Linked DNA regions of Homo sapiens: region 2 is linked to region 1. Evidence: chromatin loops called from intact Hi-C (ENCODE). Cell type or tissue: HepG2. All regions are shown on one strand. Links, peaks and the distances in the headings refer to the core of each region. The heading gives the core; the rest is flanking DNA. Region 1 overlaps TMEM156 (transmembrane protein 156). Region 2 overlaps FAM114A1 (family with sequence similarity 114 member A1).

Region 1 (5,385 bases), core at 152-5,151:
ACTCCTGATCTCTTCTATGGATTTCATTTCCTTTTTAGTACAATTTAGCATTTCTTGTGCACCTACTGTGAATAAGTGGTGATTCTTGGTAACTCAAGGAATAAAAACGTAGATAAAACACAGTTCCAGCATGCAAGGAGCTTCATTCATCTTTCTTCTACTCGGGCAAGTAAGAGAAGAAGAAAGACTGGGTGAATAGGAAGAAGCTGATGAGCTGGACATTGAGCAGGGCTTAGCGGAAGTGAGGGCAGAGAGAGAGAGAAGAACAGGAAGTGGGGATAAAGAATTTCAGGCCGAGCGCGGTGACTCATGCCTGTAATCCCAGCACCTTGGGAGGCTGAGGCAGGCGGATCACCTGAGGTCAGGAGATTGAGACCAGCAGACCAGCCTGGCCAACATGGTGAAAGCCCGTCTCTACTAAAAATACAAAAATTAGCCAGGCATGGTGGCGCAAGCCTATAATCTCAGCTACTTGGGAGGCTGAGGCACAAGAATCACTTGAGCCCAGGATGTGGAGGTTGCAGTGAGCTGAGATCGCGCCACTGCACTCCAGCCTGGGCAATGGAGCAAGACTCAGTCACAAAAACAAGAATTTCAGAGTTGGAGATCTTGAGCAGAGTGGCTGTAGGTGACGGGTGTGAGGCAGAGTCGATCTTTAATAAGCATGGGGGTATCAGATTTTTGGCAGGGCTGAGCTAAAGGAAATTAGAAATTAGGAATCAGGACAGTAGGAGCAACGTTAAAAATATTTAATAACTCGTATGACCTAGGCACCCACCTATCAGGATGGACATTGATTGTAAATTACTGGTATGATGCTACCGGTGTGTACCCATGCAAATACTGGCTCTACTGGCATGTCCCCAGTGCATAAAATGGATGACTATCAGGCCCAATGGACAATTCATAATATGAGTAGCTAGTCTCTTAAAGACAGTGCAAGATGTATTACTATAAGAATAGGCACTAAAAATAAATAGATTTATGTTAGAGTCCTAGTACTACCACTTACTAGCTATGTGACATTAAGCAAGTTATTTAAATTATGTGAGCATCCCTTACATCCTCTGTAAAACAAGCATAATCACCACTACCACACAGGGTTGAGGTAAGGAAATACAGAGATTACTTACAAAGTTTACCACAGTGTCTAGTGCATAATTAGTTTTCATTAAAGGACAGTAGTATTGTGGTGGTTGTATGATTTCCCAAGACTCTTTCCTTCTTTACCAGGCAAGGCTGTGTTAGCCATTTCAGTAGGCAGAACAAGTGGTTGCCTCCAGGTTTCAGTAAAGTTGCAATTCATTCTTTTGACTAGGTATTTGTTGCAGATATTTTTGAGAGCAGTTTCATATCAAGTGTTATCATTGATACCTTAGTAATAAAGCCCTTTGTGCAGTGGTTAATAACATAATCAATACTGTTTATTTGTAGAATAACCATTTTCAGAGCATTTTCACTAGATTCTTAAACTGTGTAAACAGGATATATGCTATTTTTATTTTGTAGATAAAAATCCCCTGAGACTTAGAGAGGTTAAGTGTTTATCCAAAGCTGCACAGCTAGTAAAATGTCAGAACTAAGATGTAGGGTATTTAGTTTTGAAAATTCTATTATTTAAAGTAAATGTGTGTTATTTATAAATAGTGTATAGTTCTGAGTTTCTTGACCCATTTTCCCATATGAAAAGCTATAAGCAAAGAGAGATAGAAGTGAGCTAGAAAAAATGTCTAGAAGGAGACCAGTAGTGGGGAGTCAAATTAAATTCTTACAAATATCTGCCCAAATGACAGACTTAGTGATTTTCAAAGGCTTGCAAATCCAAGCATACAAAGTAATAAAAAATGTCACACTACTTAGCACATTAAATGTTATTGAATATTAAACATACATTGAATATTCTTCACATCATATCTATGTATATAATAAGATAAAAATATACTTTTCTGTGTATAAGAGCTGTCGCTTTCCTTTTTTTTTTTTTTTTTTTTTTTTTTTTTTTTTTTTTTTTTTTTGAGATGGAGTCTCACTCTTTCGTCCAGGCTGGAGTGCAGTGGCATGATCTCGGCTCACTGCAACCTCCACCTCCTGGGTTCAAGCGATTCTTTTGCCTCAGCCTCCTGAGTAGCTGGGACTACAGGCATGCACCACCACGCCCAGCTAATTTTTGTATTTTTTAGTAGAGATGGGGTTTCACCATATTGGCCAGGCTGGGTTCGAACTCCTGACTTCGTGATCTCCCTGCCTCAGCCTCCCAAAGTGCTGGGATTACAGGCGTGAACCACCGTGCCTGGCCATGAATGGCTCCATTCTTTTTGGTAATCCTTTGAACCAACATGGGGAATATATGTTAACAATGCGCTTGTTTATCATCTAAATACTTCATTTCTTTTCTGGGAATAGGTCATAGAGACAAACCTACATCTGTTCTCTTAAGAGGAAGTGATTCGGAGAAACTGAGAGCATTGAATGTGCAGGTTCTTTCAGGTAAGTTCTGTGGCATGTAAACAAAACAGCACTCAGGAAATTCCAAAGCTGCATGGTTTCACTACACAGTAAACTCAAGATCTGAGATCTGAGCTTATGTAAATTAGCCTTGTATCTGGAATAACAGAGCTGTGGGCAAATGAAATCCAGTTTAATATGTCTTATTATCAGGGGACAGTAGCAATCTAAACTATCTCCTTAAATAATGGAAAGTTTGCTTAATTGGCAAGAAGAAATTCATGTGAGTAGGCAGAGGAGAGAAAGCAATAGGGATAAGACTTAGATTTATTTTTAAATGAGACAAGATACCATTATTCCCCAGAATTGCAAGAAGTAATTGCAGAGTGGGCATGGCTTTCGCTGGAGCCTTCCCTTAGCAGAGGGTGTCATTGTGTAAAGAGAACTTCTAATAGCCCCAATTAAAAAGCCCCCTGTCCTCTCCTGAGAAACAGAAATGGAATAAGGGAATTCTAATTAGAGCAGTGATGGGGGCTGTTAGCACAGATGTTGTGGTTCAATCCCTTTCTTCTAATTGTGAAGCCTCCTTTTGGATTCAAGCTGTCAAATCACGTTAAAAAGAGAAAGAGAGAGAATGTGACATGGACGAAGCCCTCTTCTTTAGCAGAGAGAAATAATATCCTTGACCGTGAAAACCACAGAATTATGAGTGCTGTTACCAAAGCTCCTTGTACACAGCCAGCGAGTAGGTGCCTTCGTACTTTGTGAGAAGTTAGAAAAAAAAGGAAGCTTCAAGTCTGGCATGTAAACAGTTTTCAAAAATGGGAGGATGCCGAGCAAACCTCCAGTCCCCCACCCTACAGCTGCATCAGTAGCGACATAGAGATTTGCACCGCATTTCACTGGGGACTTTGTTCACTGGGGGCTTTTGTTAGCCATTTAAATTAGCAGATACACGGAACCCTAGCTTGAGTGCACCTAAGGAGCTCAAATATTTTAAAAATTTAGGCTTTCTACCCAGCATTAGCAGTGAAAGTATTAAGCTATGACTGATAATAAGCATTAGCTAAATAATCATTTGACACCAGTTAAATGTGGGGTAAGTTGGTGGAAATTTTGTCCAGTCAATGAAAATCTTATTTGATTAATAAATTAAAAGCTATAACGTTGTTTTCAATGGCAAAATTAATTTTTAAAAGGCAAAAATGGCATTTTTCCCTGGGCTCCCCTCTTACTCAGTACATGTGTCCAAATATGAGGACAGTTTTAACACAGTTCTGTGGGGCTTTTTGGTCACCTTAGGAATTCTGGTCGTTTCTGTTTTCAAGTCGTAATTTTGAGCACTGCTGTCTTGTCTGAGAAAAAGTCTATAGTTCCCCCGTCAACCCATATAGTCGAGGGAATCACAAATTTTAAGTACTAGCTAACCACAAGACTAACCTCGCAAAGTTGTATTTATGAGCCTGTGACTTTCATCCACCAAAGAAACCTGTCTTAGCCATCCTTTCCCTTTCATAGCTCTCACTAAAAATCCTCTGGCTTTATTACCAGGTATATAATATTAATGTTTAGTGTAGGTCAAGGGGTGATGGCCTTTTTAAAACCAAGAACCCTTTTGAGGCTTAGCGTCTTAAAGAGAGAAAGAGGCAGACTCTTTCTTATTTATATTCCTTTAACCTAAATGCAATCTTTTCCTTCCCTATTATGAGTTGCTTTTCTGACAGAGAAAGGGAAAGGAAATCATGTCTCCCTTGAGTGCAGTTTTTAAGGCCTCTCTTTGTAGTGATGGATTATAGGCAGCAGTGAGAATGTACGGGAAAAATGTGTCAGCATGGTTCTCTGGAGATGCAGTAACACGGGTAGAAAAAAAAAATGTAGTTCAAAGCGGTGGTGACTGTGTCACATTCAGCAGAAGCAGCTTGTTGTCAACACTAGCCACACATTCCAGGATGTCTCTCCATTTGTTCATGCATTTAAAAGTGAGTATTGTTCAACACACACACACACACACACACACACACACACACAGAGAGAGAGAGAGAGACAGAGAGAAAGAGAGAGAGAGAGAGATAAATGGGCTCGTACCTCCAAAAGAAGCTTATTCATCCTACAAGAGAGAAATAAGGAGAGATTACCAGGACGCAGGCACCACATTGTGCCTGGCAGATTCTAGGGGCACGGTGGACACTGATGGAATAAATGCATCCTGCTGCTGTAGAAAGAGATGTCAAACTGAATCAAATCCCCATCTTTTATGTGTCTCTAATATTTTCCTCCTTGCTTTGAGAAGCGTGACAGCTTATGTGTCCTGGCTGGGCATTAATCTACTTTCCATCTTATTCATTTAACTATCGTCTTCACACACGTGATCTCTGTCTTATTTATCTGTGGAGTGTTGTTGCTAGCATAATATCTGGCACTATAAAAGCTTATTAAATCTCGCAAACCCTCAAGGGAAATAAGTATAGAGTAAAAAGAGCGGATGAGCAAGAAATGAGTCTGAGGGATTGGGAAATATGACAGCAAATAAAGAGACAGAGTAATTACAGGGCATAGAATTCCACTTTATTAAAGAAGGCATAGCACGCTTTGTAGAAGGGCTATGGATATCAAAGAATCATAAAAAACATTGACTGTCTTGAAGAAGGGATTTTGAAAAACATGCAAAAGTAACTCTAGGCCGAGTGTGGTGGCCCACGCCTGTAATCCCAGCACTTTAGGAGGCCGAGGTGGGAGGATCACTTGAGTCCAGGAGTTCAAGACCAGCCTGGGCAATATAGTGAAACCCCATCTCTATAAAAAATAAACAAAATTAGTCAGATGTGGTGGCACATGCTTATAGTCCCTGCTACTCAGGAGGATGAGGTGGGAGGATTGCTTAAGCCTGGAAAGTCGAGGCTGCAGTGAGCCGAGGTCACACCACTGTACTCTAGACTGGAT
Region 2 (5,340 bases), core at 341-5,340, 51 kb after region 1:
TTGTGTACCCTGCAAAAAGACATATTGAAGTCCTAACCCCCAGCACCTCAGACTGTGACCTTATTTGGAGATAGGGTTGTTGCTGGTGTGATAAGTTAGGATGAGGTCATATTGGTCACGCGCTAACCAAATAGGCCTGGTGTCCTTATAAGCAGAGGGAAATCTGGACACAGACATGCATGGAGGGAAGGTGATGTGGAGACACAGGGAGAAAGCAGCCATGTCAAGACACAGAGAGAGACTGGAGTTTTGCAGCCACAAGGCAAGGAACACTTGGGGCTACCAGAAGCTGGAAGAAGCAAGAAAGAATCCTAGAGGCTTTGGAGAGATCAAGGCCCTGATACCACCATGCTTTCAGATGTCTAGCCTCCAGAACCACGAGAAAATAACCCAGTTTATGGTACTTTGTTAGAGCAGCCCTAGGAAACTAATATACTTGAAACCAAGAAAACAACCTAATTAGAATAAGAAGTAAACCTGCTGTTTCTCATGGAGAACATCATTAGACTTTGCATCCAGTGTTTTAAAGAGAAAAAACAGGAAGGTGAAAGGGAATATTTTCCACTTTTCTCTGCGCCTACTAAGGTGAAGCTAAATAACATGACTGATTTCCAAAGAAAATAACCAGAGGCCATACCTCCAAGTAAATGCTGAGCCTTTCAGACTTGTTACCCTGTTAATAGAAACACTTGAGCCAATCAGTAACATTTTTTTCTTTTGGTTAAAGTCAAGTGCCACAATGAAGCAAAGAAAACTCTTATCTCTGCCAGGCGCGGTGGCTCATGCCTGTAATCCAGCAGTTTGGGAGGCCGAGGCCGGTGGATCACTAGGTCAGGAGTTTAAGACCAGCCTGGCCAACATGGTGAAACCCCGTCTCTACTAAAAATACATAAGTTAGCTGGGCGTGGTGGCGTGTGCCTGTAATCCCAGCTACTTTGGAGGCTGAGGCAGGAGAATCGCTTCAACCCAGGAGGTGGAGGCTGCGGTGAGCCGATATTGTGCCACTGCACTCCAGGCTGGGCGACAGGGCGAGACTCAGTCTCAAAAAAAAAAAAAAAAAAAAAATGAAAACTCTTATCTTGCATGGCTTATAAAGTAGGCTCTGAGGGCAACAGTGAATATTCAAAATTAATAATTTTACCAGAGATTCTGAAGTACATACATCACAGATATTAAGTAATAAAAGGAACCTTCATCTGACACTTTAAAAAAAACAAACAGGCCAGGCGCGGTGGCTCACGCCTGTAATCCCAGCACTTTGCAGGGCCGAGGTGGGCGGATCACGAGGTCAGGAGATCGAAACCATCCTGGCTAACACGGTGAAACCCTGTCTCTACTAAAAATATAAAAAAAATTAGCCGGGTGTGGTGGCGGGCGCCTGTAGTCCCAGCTACTTGGGAGGCTGAGGCAGGAGAACGGCGTGAGCCTGGGAGGCAGAGCTTGCAGTGAGCCGAGATCGCGCCACTGCACCCCAGCCTGGGCACCAGAGCAAAACTCCGTCTCAAAAAAAAAAAACAAAAAAAACAAAACAAAAATCAAACAAACAAACAAACAAAAACAAAGAAAATAAGGGCCACAGAGGTTTGAAAACTCACTCACCCAACATCTTGTAAGACTGAGATGGCAGATTCAAGGCTAGAACCCAGTCAGGAGAGTCCTAAGCTGCCTGTCCTTAGAGAAGTTACTCTTGGCCTGACTTCAGCTTACATCATGGCATAGCTTCAGTTTTATGGAGCTACTAAAGAAGGCGCTGCATCTCCACATTTCCTCACAGACATACTTCCCTTAAAAAAGGTGAAAAAAATTCAAGACTGTAATCTTACCCCAACAGTGGTTAAAGAATTCGTAAACTTCTTTGATAAAGAGGCCACTTCATTGCACATTGCAGTAGTTAATCTGAAAGAAGAAAAAAAAAAAAGCTTGGATGTTTTCAATAAGGTAAAATAATTTAACTGTCACGACCATTTCTGATACTAATTCAGTATGACATTTAAAAGAATGCCACACATGCTTGAAGATGCTCTACAGAAATGTGCAGTCAGGCGGTTTTCCTTAATCATCTTCCATGATTCGCAATCACAGTTTAATCTAATCCTGGTTTTCTTTCCATGCTTAATTAAAGAATAATCATCCAACTCACTTGACCTCTTTTAGAATCAAAATCATGTGCAGGAAAATATCAGGCTTGAGCTCCACATGTGTAGAGCTTATACACTCTGGCCAGACGGCTGGTTTCCAGCTTTTTGGTCATTTCAAAATAATCATGAGCATTCACTGAGGCACTATGTTAAGCACTTTTGTGTGCCTAATCATATTTAATCCTCAGGGTGACCTTATGGGTTATATTATTATTTCCATTTTATATAGATGGAAAATCGGACATTTAAGAAAGTTAGGTGGCCGGGGAACAGTGGCTCACGCCTGTAATCTCAGCTGTGGGAGGCCGAGGTGGGTGGATCACCGGAGGTCAGGAGTTCAAGACCAGCCTGACCAACATAGTGAAACCCTGTCTCTACCAAAAATACCAAAAAATTAGCTGGGCGTGGTGGCAGGCGCCTGTAATCTCAGCTACTTGGGAGGCTGAGGCAGGAGAATCACTTGAAGCCAGGAGGTGGAGGTTGCAGTGAGCCGAGATCATGCCATTGCATTCCAGCCTGGGCAACAAGAGCAAAACTCCATCTCAAAAAAAAAAAAAGTAAGAAAGTTAGGTAACCTGTTTAGGACCTGCAGGAGAGGAGGGATTCAAACTCAGGTGTCTCTGGATAGTTTGATTATGTTTTTATTATATGATTCAAAATAAAGATCCTGTAGAATATGTAGAATGTGTTTTTAATACTGATATCAAAATTCCAAGTTTATGCTGGCATTCCACTTCTAGAACTTTATCCCAAGAAAACAATGCAAGATACACACAAATATTTAACAAAAACAACATTTATCCTAACACTATGGATGATGACAAAAACTGAAAACAATCTGATTACCTAGTAATGTAGGTAATGTCTGATATTTTTCTATCAGTTAGTGCATACAGCACTCATGAATAGTGATTAAAATGCTATGGGAATGATAACCCCAAGTTAAGAATCTTATATGTTAAAATATCTAGTAAAGTCAGTAGAGGTAAGTTTTGCTTTGATAAAAGAGGCCTTATCTAATATATATAGGTTTTATGAGCTATATCCACCCATCCATCCACCCACCCACCCATCCATCCAAAAATTGTCTGCAGAAAGGGCCAAGAGTAAAGCCAGGAGATATCCCAGAGCCATTCAGTCTATGTTCTTGGGCAGGTGGGTGGGGAGGCACTTATTGTACAGGCAAATCAGGGACTGGGTGCAGCTTGGTAAGGTCAGGACAATCAGGGCTAGGAATCAGAAAGGAGCAAAGAGTAAGGTCACTATCCATACCTAGGGGCTTCTGAACTTTGGCCCTCTTCTTTCCAATTAGTACTGCAAAGATAAACCAGTACCTAGAGATTGTCCTCAGCATTTTCAACTTCCCTGACTTTGTCCTTTCCTCTTCCTTCTAAATGTTTAGGCAAGTGCCTATTCTTTCTAGGAATATTAAGGTGGGGATTCTGTGGTTCTTATAATAACTTTGATTTTTATATCCTTAGATATGGAAATCTAGACTAGATGACGGATCTTTACAAGTGAGGAAAAATGCCGCCAGTACAAAGACACTAATGCTGACTTTTTGGAAGATCTTTCCACTAAAAACTTACTCCCCAACCGACAATGTCAAAGCAGTAATAAGCAAAGACTAGTTAGCTAGCAAATTGAGTGTGCTGAGACCTGTGTGTGTCCATCCCTGGATATTTTCAGGGGCTCTATTTTGGCTCCTGTGTCTGTCTAATAATACGAGGGTACTTAGGCCTATGTTAATTTTCCACATCACAGTATACAGTCATGTGCATAAAAGTTAAAGGCTTATTTTTCAGCTCCATACCAACTATTTTCATGAATGCTCCATATCAACTATTTTCATGTATATTCACTAGATTGCATATTCATATATGTTACACATATATTTTAATTTTACTTAATAAACTAATGATAATAGCTATTATTTATTGAAGAACATGATATAGGACAACACATACATGCACACATACAACCCACAGTGAACTGGTTAATATTAGTGACCGTCATCACTGGAGTTTGGAACGTGGAGACCTGGTATAAGTCCCCAGGAGCAGTGGAGTGTATTTGCCTATTTTGTGAATCTAGCTAGAAGTTACATTAAAGTGTCCTTTCTCTATTCATGTATATGTTGAAAATGTAATTACCCTCAAAAGGTTTTACTTCTAAGACTTTGATCTATTAAATAAGTACTTTCACGCCTCATGCAATGATTTAGTGTGTTTTCCCTTAAATCTCTTCATAAATAATTCCTAGAATGGCTAGTTAAGTCTTCTTCTTGCTAACATAATGCACTTGCTAAAGAAATCCTTATTTCTGGCTAGGCGTGGTGGCTCACGACTGTAATCCCAGCACTTTGGGAGGCCGAGGCAGGCAGATCACAAGGTCAAGAGATGGAGACCATCCTGGCCAACATGGTGAAAACCCGTCTCTACTAAAAATACAAAAATTAGCTGGATGTGGTGGTGCGCACCTGTAATCCCAGCTACTCGGGAGGCTGAGGCAGGAGAATCGCTTGAACCTGGGAGGCGGAGGTTGCAGTGAGTTGAGATCGTGACACTGTACTCCAACCTGGTGACAGAGCGAGACTCTGTCTCAAAAAAAAAAAAAAATCCTTATTTCTTAAGATGACCGTAGAACAATGGAATTGGTTGACTTGAAATTTGAATCTTTGGCCAGGTATGGTGGCTCATGCCTGTAATCGTAGCACTTTAGGAGGCTGAGGCAGGAGGACTGCTTGAGCTCAGGAGTTTGAGACCAGCCTGGGCAACGTGGCCAGGCCTGGTCTCTGCAATTAATTAAAAAATTAGCTGGATGTGGTGGCACGCACCTGTGGTCCCAACTCCAGGGGAGACTGAGGCAGGAGGGTCACGTGAGCCCAGGAGTTTGGGGCTGCAGTGAGTCATGATCATGCCATTGCACTCCAGTCTGGGTGACAGAGTGAGATCCCGTCTCAACAAAACAAAAAACAAAAACAAACAAAAAGAAACCTGAATCTTCTAGTGGCTTAGAGGGTGTGGGTGTGTATGTGTGTATCTGAATGGTACCTATATATAAAACTGGGAAAATAAGAATTTAAAGTAACATTTACTTACTTTATTAGAACTTTTGCTTGGTCCTGAGCTGGTTTTTCCTCTTCTTGTCCATGAAGAATTAATTCTGCTACTTTATGAAGCTGCTCAATACAGCGCGCTGT

Evidence for each region. A loop is a pair of places that touch in the nucleus more often than their neighbours do. Peaks named below come from ENCODE experiments on the same cell type or tissue, not always from the same donor. Only the 100,000 strongest peaks of a DNase experiment are listed, where the experiment ranks them.
Region 2: it touches region 1 in a loop (1.8-fold over the local background); 7 of 110 quality-filtered maps call a loop at or near these places.

The regions. Positions count from the first base shown.
Region 1 is chr4:38,983,438-38,988,822 of GRCh38, reverse strand. It overlaps TMEM156 (transmembrane protein 156), which reads left to right. Exons shown (of 7, transcript NM_024943.3): 5 at 2,404-2,487. Among named protein-coding and RNA genes, the nearest start is that of TMEM156, 46 kb to the left of the region's middle. RefSeq lists an enhancer at 45-544. In HepG2, for the core only: no CTCF peak of the experiment used is centred there; DNase peaks (open chromatin) are centred at 2,422 and 4,352.
Region 2 is chr4:38,932,274-38,937,613 of GRCh38, reverse strand. FAM114A1 (family with sequence similarity 114 member A1) reads right to left here. Exons shown (of 15, transcript NM_138389.4): 12 at 5,240-5,340; 13 at 1,824-1,896. Among named protein-coding and RNA genes, the nearest start is that of MIR574, 67 kb to the right of the region's middle. In HepG2, for the core only: no CTCF peak of the experiment used is centred there; no DNase peak of the experiment used is centred there.